Regions from separate parts of the Homo sapiens genome. Here region 2 is linked to region 1. Evidence: chromatin loops called from intact Hi-C (ENCODE). Cell type or tissue: heart left ventricle. All regions are shown on one strand. Links, peaks and the distances in the headings refer to the core of each region. The heading gives the core; the rest is flanking DNA.

Region 1 (8,097 bases), core at 3,721-6,220:
TACTGTGGTTGCAGCAGAACCTGCAGAAGCAGCTCAGAGCCCCGCACACGTAACAGCAGCCCAGGAACCGGGTCACTCGTCATAATCTGGGCACTACAGGGAGAAGAGCCTGCCCCGCCTGGGCTGTGCCAGGCTCCCCTGCCCCTGCTCGTCCACAGGGTCCCTTTGTGAGAAGTGGGAGGGGGAGCCCCTTCCTCTGGACAGAACAGCCCAGCCCAGGGTGCAGAGCATGGATTCCAGCCCAGTGGTCCGTCTGCCAGGGCCCTCATGTGGAGAACAGCCGGCACAGCTCAGAGGCAGCCCCCAGGAACCCATGAGACACCTTCCATGGTAGCTCCCTTGGCAAGGGAGCACATGCCAGGGAAGGGCCACATGGGCTTCGGGGGTGGAGTTCTGCCTCAGGGAGGGATCCCTGTCACCCCTGCAGGAAGGGGCAGTTCCCGAAGGGGCTAAGTAGCCCTGGGGACAGGGAAGCAGCACAGATGACAACACAGAGCGTGGCCCTGGTCTCCAAGCTCATGACGCAGAAGCTGCACGTGCTCCAGCAAGGGCAGGCCATCACCACCCTGTGTGGCCTCACCTCAGGCCACGGACCAAGGAAGGCTGGGTTTCAGGCATCCCTCCTGCAGCCGCCAGCCTCCCCTTGCCCCACTCCCAGATCCAGCTTCCTCCTCCCAGAAGAGCAAAGAGGCAAAAACACAAGGCGGAAATCAGCCAGCCCCTGGCCACAGAGGACATCCTGCCTATGGGCAGCAGCCCAAGCCACATGCAGTGGCCCCCGCCAAGCTTGCTAGCCATGTCCTTTCCCCCTTCCTGTGCCAGAACAGGACAGAGTCTCCCAGGTAACCCTTTCCTCTTCCCACAGAAGGGAAGGGTCTCTGGTGCATGAGGGGAAGCTCCTTTTGCCTCAGGCTCCAAGGACAGTGGGGACAAGCTAAGTCAACTGGCATCTGCTAAGCCCCCATCACAGTGGTTTGTTTAGGGATTGGCCTTTCTCAACAAGCAAGTATTTAGTGAGCCTCTGTGTTCAGGCCTCCGAGAACACAGCACAGGGGAAGCATCTAAAAGCCCTGCCCTGGTGGCCCTCACATCAGGTCACAGGGCCAGTGAGCCGCTGTGGCCTGAAACTCACCCCAGCTGAGGGCCTTGTGGGGCTGTGGGATTCACTACCCTCCACGGAGAAGCCATCCCCAGGGAGGGTTCTAGAAACCCCACCATACATTGCTTCATTCTTCCCCTCCCTCGGCAAACGCCTGCCGGGCACCTGCTTGTGTTAGTGCAGGGCCCAACACTAGACTCACTATGAAGAGCTGCCTTCACTCCTGGGAACATCAGGAGGGACCCTCCCCTCTGCATTCTACTGACAGAGCCCCCCAGCCAAACAATCCTCCTCAGCCCTGGGATGCAGCACGGCACCCCCATCCCTGCACAGTGGGCTGCAGGATCCCCAGCGTCCCCAGATGGTAAGGGTGGCTCCCTGTGCCTCAGCCACTTTTAACAAGTGTGCTTTCCACTGAACACCTGCTTTCCCTCAGGGAGCCTAGAATTTGGGTACATGCTACGCCCTAGTAAAAACCCTGGGCGCTGAGTCCCTAAGAGTATCCTGTAGCTGACAGTTCACAAGTGTTGTCATAACCTGACACTGGAGAAAATAACCTTGTCCTGTGTAGCTGCACCAGGACAGGCTCTTGGGAACTTGCGCCCAGATCCCCGGACTCTGCCCCACGTGACTTTCCCCTGCTGGCTTGCTCTGTGTCCTTTCGTAGTAATGAACCATGCTGTGAGGATAGCACCACGTGATGAGGGCTGTGAGTCCTCCTGAGAAAATCACCAACACTGGGAGTGGTCTTCGGGAAACTTGACGCAAGCTCCAAGGCCAATAACTTCAGAAAAATCCACAAACTGAAAGCCACTGTAAAGGAGAAAGCACCAGGCTCCAGGAGGCTTCCCTACACAGACTCTGGGGTAATTCACGCTCACTCCCCACGGGGCTTTTGGGCAGACAGACCCCATTCTGCCCTCTGGTGTCCACAGAGTCCCCGATGAGCTGAACACCAAATGCTCGGAGGCCCTGGCCACAGGGATCAGTGTCCACCAGCAACCTGGTCCATTCAGGGTGGACGCTTTGACCAATGGGTGGGAAGTCTTAAAAGGAGCACACCTCAGGCCAGGGCAGGCCACACCCCCCACACCCTGACACAGCCTCAGGAATGGGAATCTCCCCTTTTCTAATACCCAACATGAAGGAAAAGCCCACTCTCTGTCTGCCCGTTCTGTGTTTTCTTAGATTCTGCATGTCTGTTTGACATTCTCAAGGCCAACTGTTGGCCAAAGAGATTCCCTCCGGCTACGAGGCAGCTTGGTGGGCCCCACTGTATTAGTCTTTCATGTTGCTGCAAGGAAATACCTGAAACTGGGTAATTTATAAAGAAAAGCGGTTTCTTTGGCTCACAGTTCTGCAGGCTGTACAGGAAGCATGGCACCAACATTTGCATCTGGTGAGGACTTGGGAAGCTTCCACTCATGGCAGGAGGCAAAGGGGGAGCAGGTGCCTCACCTGGCGAGAGAAGGAGCCCGAGAGAGGGAGGAGGTGCCAGGCTCTTTAAACAACCAGAACTTGCGTGAACTCGTAGTGAGAACTCATTACCACGAGGACAGCAGCAACCACTGAGGAGGCATCAGCCCTCATGAGCCAAACACCTCCCAGCAGGCCCACCTCCAGCATTGGTGGCCACATTTCAACATATGTGGAGGGGACAAAACATCTCAGCCCTATCTCCCACCCACCTCCATTATCTGACTCTTGCACATCCAGCCAACACTCCCCGTACCCAAGTCATTCCAGGGCCAGGAAGCAGGCAACTAGAGCCCCGCTACAGCCTGAAGCCCACAGAATGATTGGTGCTGGCAGATGCTAAGCTGCTCACCTCCCTGCAGAGGACACCCCCCATGCGGGCTGAGGCCTAACCCCTCCCCAGCCCCCGCCTCCTGTCTCCTGACCACCCTGACATGCCTGCTAGAGAAGAGGGCTACTGTGTAAGGACAAATCAGAGCAACTTGAGGATCAAGTTGCTGCCTCGTTCCCCAGCACCAATGCGGAGGCCTTGTGGGAAGGGTAGCCATGGAGCCAGTCCAGACTGGAAGACACAAGGCAAGTCCCGCCTGTCCAGACCTGCTGGTACCTCCCACCTGCAGGACGTGAAATCACAGCAAAAAGGAGACAAGGATTATTTTAAAGAGTGGAGAGAGAGGGCCCGGAGTGGTGGATCACGCCTGTAATCCCAGCACTTTGGGAGGCCAAGGTGGGCAGATCATGAGGTCAGGAGTTCGAGATCAGTCTGGCTGACATGGTGAAACTTTGTCTAAAGATACAAAAAATTAACCAGAAGTGGTGGTGCACGTCTGTAATCCCAGCTACTCGGGAGGCTGAGGCAGGAGAATCGATTGAACCCGGGAGGCAGAGGATGCAGTGAGCCGAGATCGTGCCATTGCAAACTGCAATCCAGCCTGGGCGACAGGGCAAGACTTCGTCTCAAAAAAAAAAAAAAAAAAAAAAGAGTGGAGAGAGAGAAAAGACAGTTTTGTGTTCTTTTGCACTGATAAAATAAGAAATATTTATTCTCTACCAATGTAGGTTTTGAGTGTCTACTTGTAGGGCATTTGCCAAAACTGCTGTTCTCTTAATATGGCCATAAACCTAACAACCAAAATAAGCCAGCTCCCAGGACCCATGGCTGGCTAGTTGGCTGCCCACTCCCAGCCTCGCCCATGTCCGGGAGGGATCCTCCTTGTCACCGGACATGGCCCCAGCTTCCCGACCTCACTCGCTCCACCCCACACAGCGCACTGGTTCCCTGAGGGAGAAGTGGCCTCAGGGTGGGGCTCCTGTAGAGTTCAGTGGCTGTTTTGCCCCTGGGGCTTCCAAGGCAGGTGTCTGGGACATTTCCCAGAGGCCCGCATGGCACCCAGCTGCTCCTCTGCAGCTGCCCTGGCCTCCAGGCTCCGGGGCCAGAGCCTCAGCCACCTCCTCAGCCCTTGGCGGTGACAGGGAAATGTCTGCTGGCGGTGAGCCAGGGGCACTCCAGTGAGTCAGTGCCCTGGGCAGCCAGACAGAGAGTGCCAGCGAGGGGAGAGGGAGGGAGGGAGCAGCAGAGGAGCAGGAAGTCCTAAAGGCTGCAGGCTTGGAGGGGAAGGTTGCGGTGAGAGGCATCTGCAAAGCACCAGGCAGTTTGCAAAGCGCCCTGCGCCAAGGCCTGCATCCAGGCCCCACCGCTCCAGGCAGTAGGTCTCATTCTCCAACCAGACAAAAGGGCCAGGCAGAGAATGCCACCGCCTCAGTTCACAAGCCCATCGGGGAGTGAGATGGAAACTGGACCCAGGACCTCCCCGCATAGACAGCTCTCTGCTCCTGTTTCCATTCCTGAGGTTCTGAGGCTGAGCCATAGGCAGATTCTGGGGAAGAACAGACCAGCATCCTCATGGGGCCCGGCTCCTCCACTCATCAAGCTCATGTCCGACATCGGGGACCCTAACGACAAAGCGGCCACCAATCCCCTGCCCACACCAGAATTGGCCCCAGAACTTGGTGCAGGTTTGCTGGGTGGCTGCGAGTCTGATTTCAGCAATTCTAGCAGACCCTCTGTGGGAACTGATGGACTCCCCTGGGGAGCAGGAGGGACCCCAAGACCCCCAAGGTGCAGCATCTGTAGTAGCTTCAACCTCATTGTCACTGTTAAAATTCTACAGATTTTTCTTTTCTTCAATAGAGCAAAAAATTGCAGCCTCATGTCCCTGGGCCTTTTTTAAACCTGAATACCTGGGGCTTTAAAAAATATTAATTCACAGCCTACCTTAGGTGGGGCTCCCCTCCCGCATGGAGTGACGTGCTGCCGGCTGCAGCAGGGAGGCTGGCAGGGTGGTTTGACCACAGAGAAACTCTGCAAGGCTGAGGCAACAGCGCCCCCTTCTTCTCAAGGGTGAGACTGCGCAGCACAGCCAGAAATGCAAGGGCCTGCACCGACATGCCAGGCCTGGCATGCGGGAGGGAGCCCTCAGCCAGACTCCACGTGGAGGGGGTGAGGGGTACGGCGTGCCCACCACGAACCCTGGGCCACCGTGCAGCGTTCCCTGCTGTGCAGGAGTGGATGGAGGCCTGGCTTACCTGAGAGGAGAGACAGACTCATCAGTAAGCACCCCATGCAGGAACTTAAGAACTGAAATGAAACAACACTGGCAATCATCTGTCTCATTGTGGCTCCAAGTCGCCTTGCTCCTGTGCTGATGAGCTAGCAGGCACTTTTAAAAAACCAAAGAGGGGCTGGGTATGGTGGCACACGGCACTTTGGGAGGCTGAGGAGGGAGGATCGCTTGAGCCCAAGAGTTCGAGACTACCCTGGACAACATGGCAAAACCCCGTCTCTACAAAAAACAATAATAATAATTAACTGGGCATGGTGGAACATGCCAGTAGTCCCAGCTACTCTGGAGGCTGAGATGAGAAGATTGCTTGAGCCTACGAGTATGAGGCTGCCATGAGCTGTGATCACACCACTGCACTCCAGAGCAAGAAGACCTTGTCTTAAAAAAAAAAAAAAAAAAAAAAAATCCAAGAAAATCATCCAGGATGGCAACACTTGAGTGACTTATGTTACAATTAAATGAAGGACCTTAGCATTGTATTAAGTTATATTAGACAGTGCTTGACTTAATGATTTTTCAATTTTATGATGGTGTGGAAGCCGTATGTGTTTAGGAGAAACCATACTTAGAGTACCCATACAACCATTCTGTTTTTATTTCAGTAAAGCATACAATACATTATGTGAGATTGTGTACCCATTAATCAACCTCTCTTCATCCCCCTACTCCCAATCCTTCCCAGCCCCTGGTAACACCAGTCCATTCTCTATCTTCAGAAGATCCACTTCAGCTCCCACATCCGAGAACATGCAGTATTTACCTTTCTGTTTGGCTTGTTTCACTTAACATAATGGCCTCCAGTTCTATCTGTGTTTCAAATGGCTGAAGAGTGTTCCACTGTGTATTTACACCACATTTTCTTTATCCATTCATCCACTGATGGGCACTTAGATTGATTCCACATCTTGGCTCTTGTCAATAGTGCTGCAAAAAACATGGAGTGCAGATGTCTCTTCAATAATTTTTTCTTTTGGATATATGCCCAATAGTGAGATTTCTGGATCACATGGTAGTTCTAGATCAGTAGGGACACTAAAGTTTATAACAATCTATTGTATGTTTCAAAATAGATAGAATAATTCCAATGTTTTTAGCATAAAGAAATATTTAAGGTGATAGATCTCCTGATTACTCTGATTTGACCTATACAAATTATATGAACATATTAAACTATCACATGTACTAAAATATGTACATATATTACATCAATTTTAATATTAATAAAATCAGCTTGTGTTAGATGATTTTGCCCAACTGGATGCAAATATAAGTGCTCTACGCATATGTAACATAGACATTCGGTAGGTTAGGTGTATTAAAAGCATTTTTGACTTACAGTGGGTTTATCGAGACCTAACCATATCATATAAGTCAAAGAGCATCTGTAGGTACCTAGATTTCAATTTTCCTTAATAAAGGAAACTTGAGTCTTAACTCTCTTTCCTGCTGCCTTTTTCAAGGTAAAATACTGTCCTTACCCACTAAAGCTCTGCTATTTGCTTGCTACTGACTTTCTTTAGCATGGAATCACAGAAGCACAGAGAAGCATAACTGCCTGTCCACAAGCCAGTGAAACTGCATCAAGCAATTTCTACATGCCTGGCAGTGTTGAGCCCACGAGGAACAGACACCCATGGTCACAATTTATTGAGTAAAGAAGATAAATTTGAAAAGTTAAATATTGACCCAAGAGAAATATGTTCTTATAATGAATACGTAATTAACTGACAGATATAGGACCCAACACTAGAGAAGAGGCAGAGGAGAGGAGTCATCGAGGCTCTCAGGGATGCAGAGCCGTACTGCACGTGGAAGGGGTGGCTACCGGAGCGAGTGGACAGAGGTGGAGGAGGAGGGAGTTACCTGAAAGACAGCTGGTCCCCATTCACAGAGGACACTGGGGACAACAGGCAGGGGGCTGTCCTGTCCCTGGGGACATACAAGGGGAGACAGAAGGGTCAGCGCCTCCCTACATGTAGGCACGACCCCTTCTGTGCCAGACCAGCCTTGGGTCTTTGACCACTTTGAACAAGCTAGAAACACAGGACACGTACAGAGGGGGAGACTAGACGAGAAATGTTCCAACCGCTCTTTGTTCTGCACCCAAAACAGTGTTAAGCAGCATTGAGACCTTGTCCACGTGGTGTCAACTCTGGCTGGAGGATGCCTCCTTATCAAAGGGCCACCCACTGTGGATCCCGTCCTGCCATTGCCTTTGAAAAGGAGTTCTGGGGCCCCCATCAAAAGGAGCCATGCTCTGCCCAGTTCTGAAGACCCGTTCCGGGCAGGATCGTGGCTGTCCCTCTCCGTGCTTTGGTGCATGTCTCACGTAACAGGTCCTGCCCATGAGTGGTGGTAAAAAAAAAAAAAAAATTTAGTGACTGGGCCACCAGCATTTTAAAAAATTAAATAGAACACAAAAGACGAGAGCGACTGTAGCAAGGGAGGTCATGACATGATAAACAGTTACATTTTCATGGTGGCAAAGTAAGATGAGTTCCTCTGGCAAGGCAGCCCTGGCCACATGAACAGCGATGGCTCCCAACCTGGCCACATGGGAGACTCGCCTGGTGCTCAGAGCTCTCCGGTGTGTGCAGGCTCCCTCCTAACCATTCAATTCACAGTCTCTGGGGGTAAGCCCCGGCATCCATGGCTCCTAGAAGAGGCGGCACCCAGGTCTCAGTACTTCCTTCTTAAAAGCAGGGCCCTGATGTGTGCCTCCATGCATTGCCCACAAGAAAGAGCCATTGCATACTAGGGGTTGTCCCGGGCCATGGGGTACACTGGCAGAAGAGGACTAAAGGATCGATAGTACCCTGGGTGGGCCGTGGGAGATACGGGTGCAGCTGGTGAGGAGAGTGGGGAGCAGGCCTGGGTGCAGCTCAGGGAGGGAGCTTT
Region 2 (8,097 bases), core at 1,944-4,443, 1.1 Mb before region 1:
GAACCCTCACTAATACACTATGTTTAACCCAGCCCCAGTGTGTGTCCTTACTCTATTAATTTGCCTCCTTTGAGAGGAGGGTTTTTATGCTTCTTTCATCCTCCCCTTCTCCGGCACAGAACTTTTGAGTACGAGTACAGACATGAGGAGCCTAAATGTATGACTCTGTGACCTTGTATTCCACTCATGTACCTGGGAATATATAATAAGATCATATAGGAAAATACTTTTTTAAAAAGAGTATTTTTAAAAAAGGAACTAAAGCCTCTTAATAATCAAAATTGCCAAAGTCTGCCTTGCCCATGGTTTCATCTGTCTCTGGTAACCTGCCCTGCATCCTCAGGGCCTCACATCTCATTCCACCCTCATCTCTGGTGGACCATTCCGTGGGGCTATGACTCACCTCATGAAAGAAGCATCTCACCTCCAGTACATGCCCCTGTCTTTTGCTGTCAGCCCTAGGGCTCCTCGGACACCAAGGAGGCAAGACACTCCAGGGGAGACTGTGAGGCCCTGGGGCAGTGGTCGTACAAGTTCAGGAGTCAACAACTGAAGGAGCGAGCCTCCACCGAGCAGACAGGAGCAAGTGATGAAACATGCCTCCATGTTGATCCTCTGGGGCAATTCTTCAAGGCCTCTCCAGGCCCCTCAGAAAGGTTCATGACCATTCACCAGTTGCCTTCAGCAGTGACCTGGGTAGTGCATCCTTGGTGTCTCTCCTGCTTCTTGCTCCTCTTGGTCCCTCTCTCCTGTTCCCTGGAATTACCTCCCAAATAAACTCAGGCCCTTGTCTCAGACTCAAATATTTGACTTCCTACTGTATGCCTGTATGCCTGACTTGAGCCATCTGTATAAGTTTGTTCTCATGCTGCTATAAAGAAATACCTGAGACTGGGTAATTCATAAAGGAAAGAGTTTTAATTGTCTCACAGTTCAGTATGGCTGGGGTGGCCTCAGGAAACTTACAATCACGGCAGAAAGCAAAGGGGAAGCAAGGCACCTTCTTCACAAGGTGGCAGGAAGGAGAAGCACTGAACAAAAGGGGAGGAGCCCCTTATAAAACCATCAGATCCTGTGAGAATTCACTATCACAAGAACAGCATGGGGGAAATGGCCCCCAGGATTCAATTATCTCCACTTGGTCACTCCTTTGACATGTGGGGATTATGGGGATTACAATTCAAGATGAGATTAAGGTGGGGACACAAAGCCTAACCATATCTCCATCCAAGAAGAAAAAGATGTAGGTAGCCTTGCCCTCAAGAGCTCTTGGTCTAGGACATGACAAAATGTCACCGACTGAACTGAAGTTAGCAGATTCACATCTGTATAACTGTGTAAACTTTACTAATTTCTTTTACTAAGAAATTATCTCGGTCTCAGTTTTAGCTGAATTCCCAAGATAATTGGTTTCAAGTACTTTCACTTTCCAAAGTATGATACTGGGTCACCAATGCAAAGCTTACAAAATCTTGTGACCATTAGTTGACCTCTCTTGTGTATTTGGAGACATTGAGAGAAGTTGAGAGAGGCAGTAGATTATAAGGGCTTAAAAAAAAAAAACATATTTGGCTGCTGCTTTAATGAGGCCAAAAAAGCAAAAAAGTATGAGTCATGCCTTTCATGACTTCAGCCCATGGGAGAAAAATAAGAGCCCCTTTTCCTTTGCTTCACATGTAGGAGAGATGGTGCTCCATCTCCAAGCACCAGGGATATGTCACCCTCTCCAAGTGGCTCCAATGAGGTTGCTAGGTCCCCTGGGGCTTAGAGACATGGTGGGCAGGTGTCTGACCCTTGACTCATGGCTGACTTGTGTTCTGCCTGGCCATGGAGCAAAAAGATGTGTTAGTGGGACAAAGAAGGCACATGGGTTTCTCAGGAAGCTCATGGGGACCCACGAGAGAGACAGATATAAATAAAAAGAGAGAGAAAAAGCGTGGTGGCACCGGGATGTCTTAAATCCTGCCCAGAAGGATCTCTAGAACTCTGGAGACCTCTACAGAGTGGATCACCAGGTGCCTCAGAATGAGAGAGGCATCTTAAGCCACCAGCCTGCATCACAGAATGGCAGACAAGAGATTCCTACCTAGTTGCAGGGATGGGGAAGAAGGCAGGGCACTGCTCCTTCCATCATCTGTAAGATCTCTCCATCAGGCCCCCACCTATCTGTTCACCTTCACTTCCTACCAGTTTCTGGCTTCATGAGGCCACACCACCCCACTTCCTGCTGCCATTCAAACACAAGATTGTCTCTGCCTCAGAGGACCAAGTTGGCTTGGAAGGGATTGCCAGACTCACAGAACTGGCTTCTCATTATCGCTATGCTTCATCTCAAACACCACCTTCTCAGCAAGGCTGGCCTTCCCAGGCACGCTGGCTAAAGCATTTCCCAAGCCTTGGTCATCATGGCTTTTTTTGTTTGTTTGTTTTTAACTTTTCTTGGCTGTACACCCACCAATCACGAGTATACAGCTTAACACATTTTCAACAAACGGAACGCAGGTATTGACCCAGCATTCAGATCAAGGGCCAACGTAAACACACTGGCAAAGGATTGCAAGAGCCCTGTCCACAGCAGCTGAGTTCTGCCAGATTCTGTAAATTCATGCAGCCTTACACCTGCACTGGCCAATACTGTAACTGCTAGCCACACGTGGCCACCGAGAGCTTGAAAGGCAGCTAGTGCCATTTGTTGAAATGATAACGTTTTGGACTTACTGAGTCAAATAAGAAACGACACACGTGGCTCTCATCATGTTTCTATTGGACAGCGCTGCCCTGGAGCCTCGGCAAGTCATTTGGCTTCTTCGCGTCTTTCATGTGTCTTCTCCAGACTGTAAGCTTCCTGTGGACAAGGCCTGCTCCGTTCAAGGCTCAATCTCCAGCTCCTGACACACCATGCGCTAGGTGCTCAGTCACTAATGGTCTCGCGAAGGAGTGATCAGTGAGTGAAGCAGGGGCTGCTGCATGGGAAAGGTGAGCGGGCTGGAAATGGGTAGTCCCCGCGGCGTCTCCCAGTCGGGCTCCTCCCGAGGAGGAAGGAAGGAGAGACCCCAGGTGTAGTCGAGGGGCCGGGAGGGAGGAGGGGAGGGTCGCTCCACCCTGGAGCGGGAATGCTGCAGGGCAGCTCCGGGTCGCCAGGCGGCGGTTTCCAGGCAACGACCGAACACAGACGCGGGCTAGACGCTGGCGCTGAGCAACCTGAGGCCTGCAGACTCCGACTGGGCCCCTGGGCGGGCGGGACGGACCGCGGCCAAGGCGGGGGCGCTGGACGGTGGCGGCATGGAGGACGACGAGGAGGAGACCACCGCGTCCACGCTGCGGGGCAAGCCCAGGCCGCCGCCCGTCTCGGCGCAGTCCGCCTTCAGCTACATCCCGCCGCGGCGCCTGGACCCCAAAGAGCACAGCTACTACTACCGCCCGGCGCGGGTGAGGACCGCGGACTGGGCGCGGAGACCGGAAGGCTGGGCGGCTGGGCGGCTGGGCGGCTGGGCGGCTGGGCGGCTGGGCGGCTGGGCAGGGGCGGGCGGCCGCGGAGGGGCGGGGGAGAAGGGATCACCCCAGCGGAAGGGTCTTGGGGCGGGGCTCTCCCTCGGAGGGAGGGCGTAGGGGCGGGGTTCACCTTAGGGAAAGGGGCCTGGGGGCGGGGCTCACCTTAGGGGCGGGGGCCTAGGGGCGGGGCTCACCTTAGGGGAGGGGGCCTGGGGGCGGGGTTACCTTAGGGGAGGCAGCCTGGGGGCGGGGTTCACCTTAGGGACTGGGGCCTTGGGGCAGGGTTCACCTTAGGGGAGGGGGCCTGGGGGCAGGGATGCGCCGCCGGGGACTGGAGAGAGGAGCTCACAACGAGGAGGGGCCCTGGGAGGGGCTGCACCGCTAGGGATCGGGGACAGAGCTCACAGAGTAGAGGGGCCCTAGAGGAGGAGCGCACCTTCGGGCAGGGACCCTGGGGGCAGGGCTTCACTACCAGGGGTGGGTTCCGAGGGGCGGGGCTGGACAGCCTGTGGAGGGGGCCGGGTGGGAGCGTGCGGAGATGAAGGGGGCGCGGCAGGGTCAGCTGGGGAGACAGGGAGGGTGAGCTCCCGCCAAGGCGCCTGGGCCCCAAAGAGTACAGCTCAGGCGACTACCAGTGTCAGCTGAACCCCTGGGACGAGGATGTGGGAGAAGCCGGGTGCGCGAATGGGTGTCTTAGCTGCGATCAGGGGCTGGGAGTCGCGGGAATGCTCAGATAGGACCCGGTGCTCTTCGGAGAAGGGAGCGGGAGCCACTAGGTGTCAGGATCCCTCAAAAGCACAGTGGCTCTGTCGGGACAGCAGGGCGCTCTTTCTGCCCAGGGTCTGGAGGGGGTCGCGGGAAGCCGGGGCCGCCCAGCGGGCTGGGCGCGGCTCCCTCTGGGGTCTGTCTGCGGCAGGCCCAGGCTAGCAAGGAAAGAAGGCCTTGCTGCCGGGACTACGCCCGGATGGTCCAGGGCGCGGGAAACCCTCTGCCCTCCTGCAAACCGAAGACCAGAAGGAATAGCTGGCGAGCCGCCTGCAGGGAGGGCTGGACTGAGAGTGGTCCCTCTGTTCTGTCCTGGCCACACCGGCCCGTGCATTTCCTGGGATGGGATCTGCGAGTCTGCGAAGGCCACTGGGCACCCTGCATCTCCCACCAGCGGCCAAAGGCAGGAAAAGTAGTAAATTCAAAGCCAGTTGAGGGTCATCTACTCCTTTCTTCTCACCATTGTTCCTAAATGTCCCCGGTTTGTCTTGCTCAAGATGCAGGGGCAGGGGAGTCATTACTGAAAAGGAGCATTCATTGAGGACCCTCAGCCTGCAGGCGTAACTGGGACAGGTCTTTCTAATTCTAGCTGTCCTGGTGGCTTGAGTGGGTAGAGAGGGATATAGATTAGCCAGGTGTCTAGGGGGAAGGAGATCGTTCCCTTATGGTGTATAAGGTGTTCCCAGAAAATGCATCCTTCCTTTCCCCACCTCCTGCCCCCACCATCCTAGACCCTAAATAAATTCCCCTTCTGACTGGGTTAGCACACACTGGCCTGCATGCCACACATAAAGTGTAAGCACTCTTGGACAGCCTCACCAACAGAAGCAATCGTGTTTCTAGTTTAGACAACTGCTGTCGGTTGAATTGTGTCCCCTTGAAATTTATGTTTTGGAGTCTTAATCCCCAGTACCTTAGAATGTGAACTTATTTGGAAATAGAATTTTACAGAGATAATCAAAATAAAATGAGGCCACTAGGATGAGCCCTATTCCAGTATGACTGGTGTCTTTGAGAAAAGGGGAAATTTGGATATATAGAGACAGACATGCATGTATTAGTCCTTTCTCACACTGCTAATAAAGACATACCCAAGACTCGGTAATTTATAAAGGAAAGAGGTTTAACTGACTCACAGTTCAGCATGGCTGGGAAGGACTCAGGAAACTTATAATCATGGCAGAAGGAGATGTAAATATGTCCTTCACGTGGCAGCATGAAGAGGAATGAGTGCACAGTGAAGAGGCAAGACCCTTATAAAACCATCAGGTCCTGTGAGAACTAACTCACTATCACGAGAACAGGATGGGAGGAACTGCCCCCATGATTCAATTATCTCCAGACGGTCCCTCCCAGGACATGTGGGAATTATGGGAACTACAATTCAAGATGAGATTTGGGTAGGGACACAGCCAAACCATATCAGGGAGGATGATGTAAAGGGACACAGGGAGAAGACAGCTGCCTACAAGCCTCAGGGAAAGGCCTGGAACAGGGCATTCCTTCACAGCCAACTGCTTGATTCCATACTTCTGGTGCCAGTACTGTGAGACAGTGAATTCTGTTGGTTAAGCCACGTCATCCATGGTACTTAGTTTGTGCAGCCCCAGCTGACAAATACGGCAGCCATAAACCTCAGCCTGCTCCCAGGAGGATCTCTGGTATCTGATAGCTCCTCTCTGCTTGGCTTTGAGCAATATGCAAGGACAGGGGGAAAAGGGACATTTGCAATCAGATCTGTCTCTGCAGCCCTGTTTGCCTGTTCTCCCAGGCTCGATTATCCTCTGAATATTAAGACAGGAGGGAAACACGAGGGAATGGTAAGTTCCCAATCTCATTGCCACCAGGGACTTCATTTTTTTCCTCCTGGGAGCAATATGTTTTGAAAGAACTGTTACCTATACATAATCTCATTTATTAAATGAATTTTACATTTTAAGTATGCAATACTCATGTGACTGCCAATCAGCTTATGATTAATGCATAGCAGTAATGCACCGCATGAGATAAACAGTGGAAAAAATAAGGAGTGTTTTTGTGTTAACTTGTTCTATGCTGTTATGTTGAAAGGAAATAAAATTCATCTGGCTGTTGGACAGAATAAAAACATTGGTAATAATGCCATTTGAGGGATCCTGTAAATAAGATGGGGGCACCAGGAAAAAGAGCAGAATCTGCATCTCCTGTGGGCCAGCTACTGCCTAGGGAAAGGCGGTGAAATTGATCCTGGCAGGCACAGTTCATTCTTGCATTTACCAGTCTAATTAACGTCTCCACCTTCCTGGGACCAAACTAACCAAAGGGCAGAGAGATGCCTGAAGTGTGAAGTGACTGGGACTCCATCACTTGGAAGGAGGTCCGCTGGGAGTGGGCTGGAAATCTGCCCCTTTAATGCTGGGGTCAGTAAACCAAGGCTCCTTGGCCAAATCTGGCCAGTTGCCTATTTTAATAAATAAGGTTTTCCTAGAACATAGTCTCACACCTATGTGTTTGCATGTCTGTGGTTACCGCAGAGAGCTGTGTAGATTTGGCAGAGACCATGTGACCTGCAAAGCCCAAAACAGTTACTACCTGGCCCTTTACAGAAAAAGTTTCCCACCCCTGCTCTAATGTATCACTACCTTCTGGAAGGTAGGTATGGAACTTAGAACAAATTAATGCAAAGTGGATTTTTGAAAAAACAATTTTTTTCCATGCAGTTTGGGTAACTGAGGTCACAAACAAATTCAAGTTCTGAGGCCTTTAGTACCACGCAAAAGAAAACGATGCTACAGAAATGTTAACATCTAAATTAAAACAGCCTCGAAACAACAAGAATAACAAAAGCATTTTGAAGCCCATTTGACAAATAGCTACCAATGGTAATAATCCACTCCTCAGGATGATATGAACTGGGATTTAATCAGCTGCAGGACCAAAGAAACTGATTCTCTGACCTAGAGACTATTTGGAATAAAGAGGGTAAATTCTGCATCACAGGTTTTCTAGAGAACTCAGTTACACCTAAATTTACTGTAAACAATTTCAGGCTCTATTTTAGGAGACTGAGGAGGGCAGATCACTTGAGATCAGGAGTTCAATCAAGACCAGCCCAGCCAACGTGGTGAAACCCCATCTATACTTAAAATACAAAAATTGCCAGGTGTGGTGGCCATACCTCTAGTCTCAGCTACTCGGGAGGCTGAGGCAGGAGAATCACTTCAGCCCAGGAGATTGAAGTTGCAGTGAGCTGAGATTGCACCACTGCACTCTGCTCTGGGTGACAGAGTGAGACTGTCTCCAAAATATAATAATAAAAGTAAGAAGAAGAATAATTTCAGGCCCTAATCAAGCTGAGTAGTAAAAACAGTACAGAATTAGTTCTTAAGCCAATGCTATGGTCTGAATATTTGTGTTCTCCCCAAATACATATGTTGAAATCACAACCCCCAACATGACAGTATTAGGAGGCGGGCCTTTGGGAAGTGATGAGGACATGAAGGTGGAGCCCTCATGAATGGTATTATCACCCTTGTTAAAGAGACTCCAGAGAGCTCCCTCGCCCCTCCCAGCATGTGAGGACACAATGAGAACGTGTCATGTAGCAACCAGAAAATGCTCCCTCACCAGACACCAAATCTGCCAGCGCCTTGATCTTGGACTGCCCAACCTTGAGAACCTTGAGAAATAAGCATCTGTTGTTTATAAATCACCCAGCGTATGGGTATTTTGTTATAGCAGCCTGATAGGACCATTCTGTTTAGTTTATTTCTATGTGACACACAGTAGTGTGTGTACTGATTAGTTGGTAGCACAGGCTGAGTCATCCTGGGTAAAAATATTGGCTCCATGTTGACCAGC

Evidence for each region. Hi-C counts contacts between places; a loop is a spot of excess contacts. Peaks named below come from ENCODE experiments on the same cell type or tissue, not always from the same donor. Only the 100,000 strongest peaks of a DNase experiment are listed, where the experiment ranks them.
Region 2: it touches region 1 in a loop (7-fold over the local background); 17 of 110 quality-filtered maps call a loop at or near these places.

The regions. Positions count from the first base shown.
Region 1 is chr5:6,762,735-6,770,831 of GRCh38, reverse strand. It overlaps LOC107986401 (a long non-coding RNA gene), which reads right to left. Exons shown (of 2, transcript XR_007058681.1): 2 at 5,771-8,097. LOC102724943 (splicing factor 3A subunit 2) reads right to left here and starts at 4,520. Exons shown (of 5, transcript XR_007059141.1): 1 at 4,469-4,520; 2 at 2,009-2,145. RefSeq lists enhancers at 7-506, 4,822-5,116. In heart left ventricle, for the core only: a CTCF peak has its summit at 4,967; DNase peaks (open chromatin) are centred at 4,061 and 4,951.
Region 2 is chr5:7,846,207-7,854,303 of GRCh38, reverse strand. It overlaps CFAP90 (cilia and flagella associated protein 90), which reads left to right and starts at 3,171. Exons shown (of 3, transcript NM_001089584.3): 1 at 3,171-3,429. The coding sequence starts at 3,283. It also overlaps a transcript of MTRR not described here. In heart left ventricle, for the core only: CTCF peaks have their summits at 3,143 and 4,250 (motif pointing right); DNase peaks (open chromatin) are centred at 3,313, 3,803 and 4,403; H3K4me3 peaks cover 1,553 bases; H3K27me3 peaks cover 425 bases.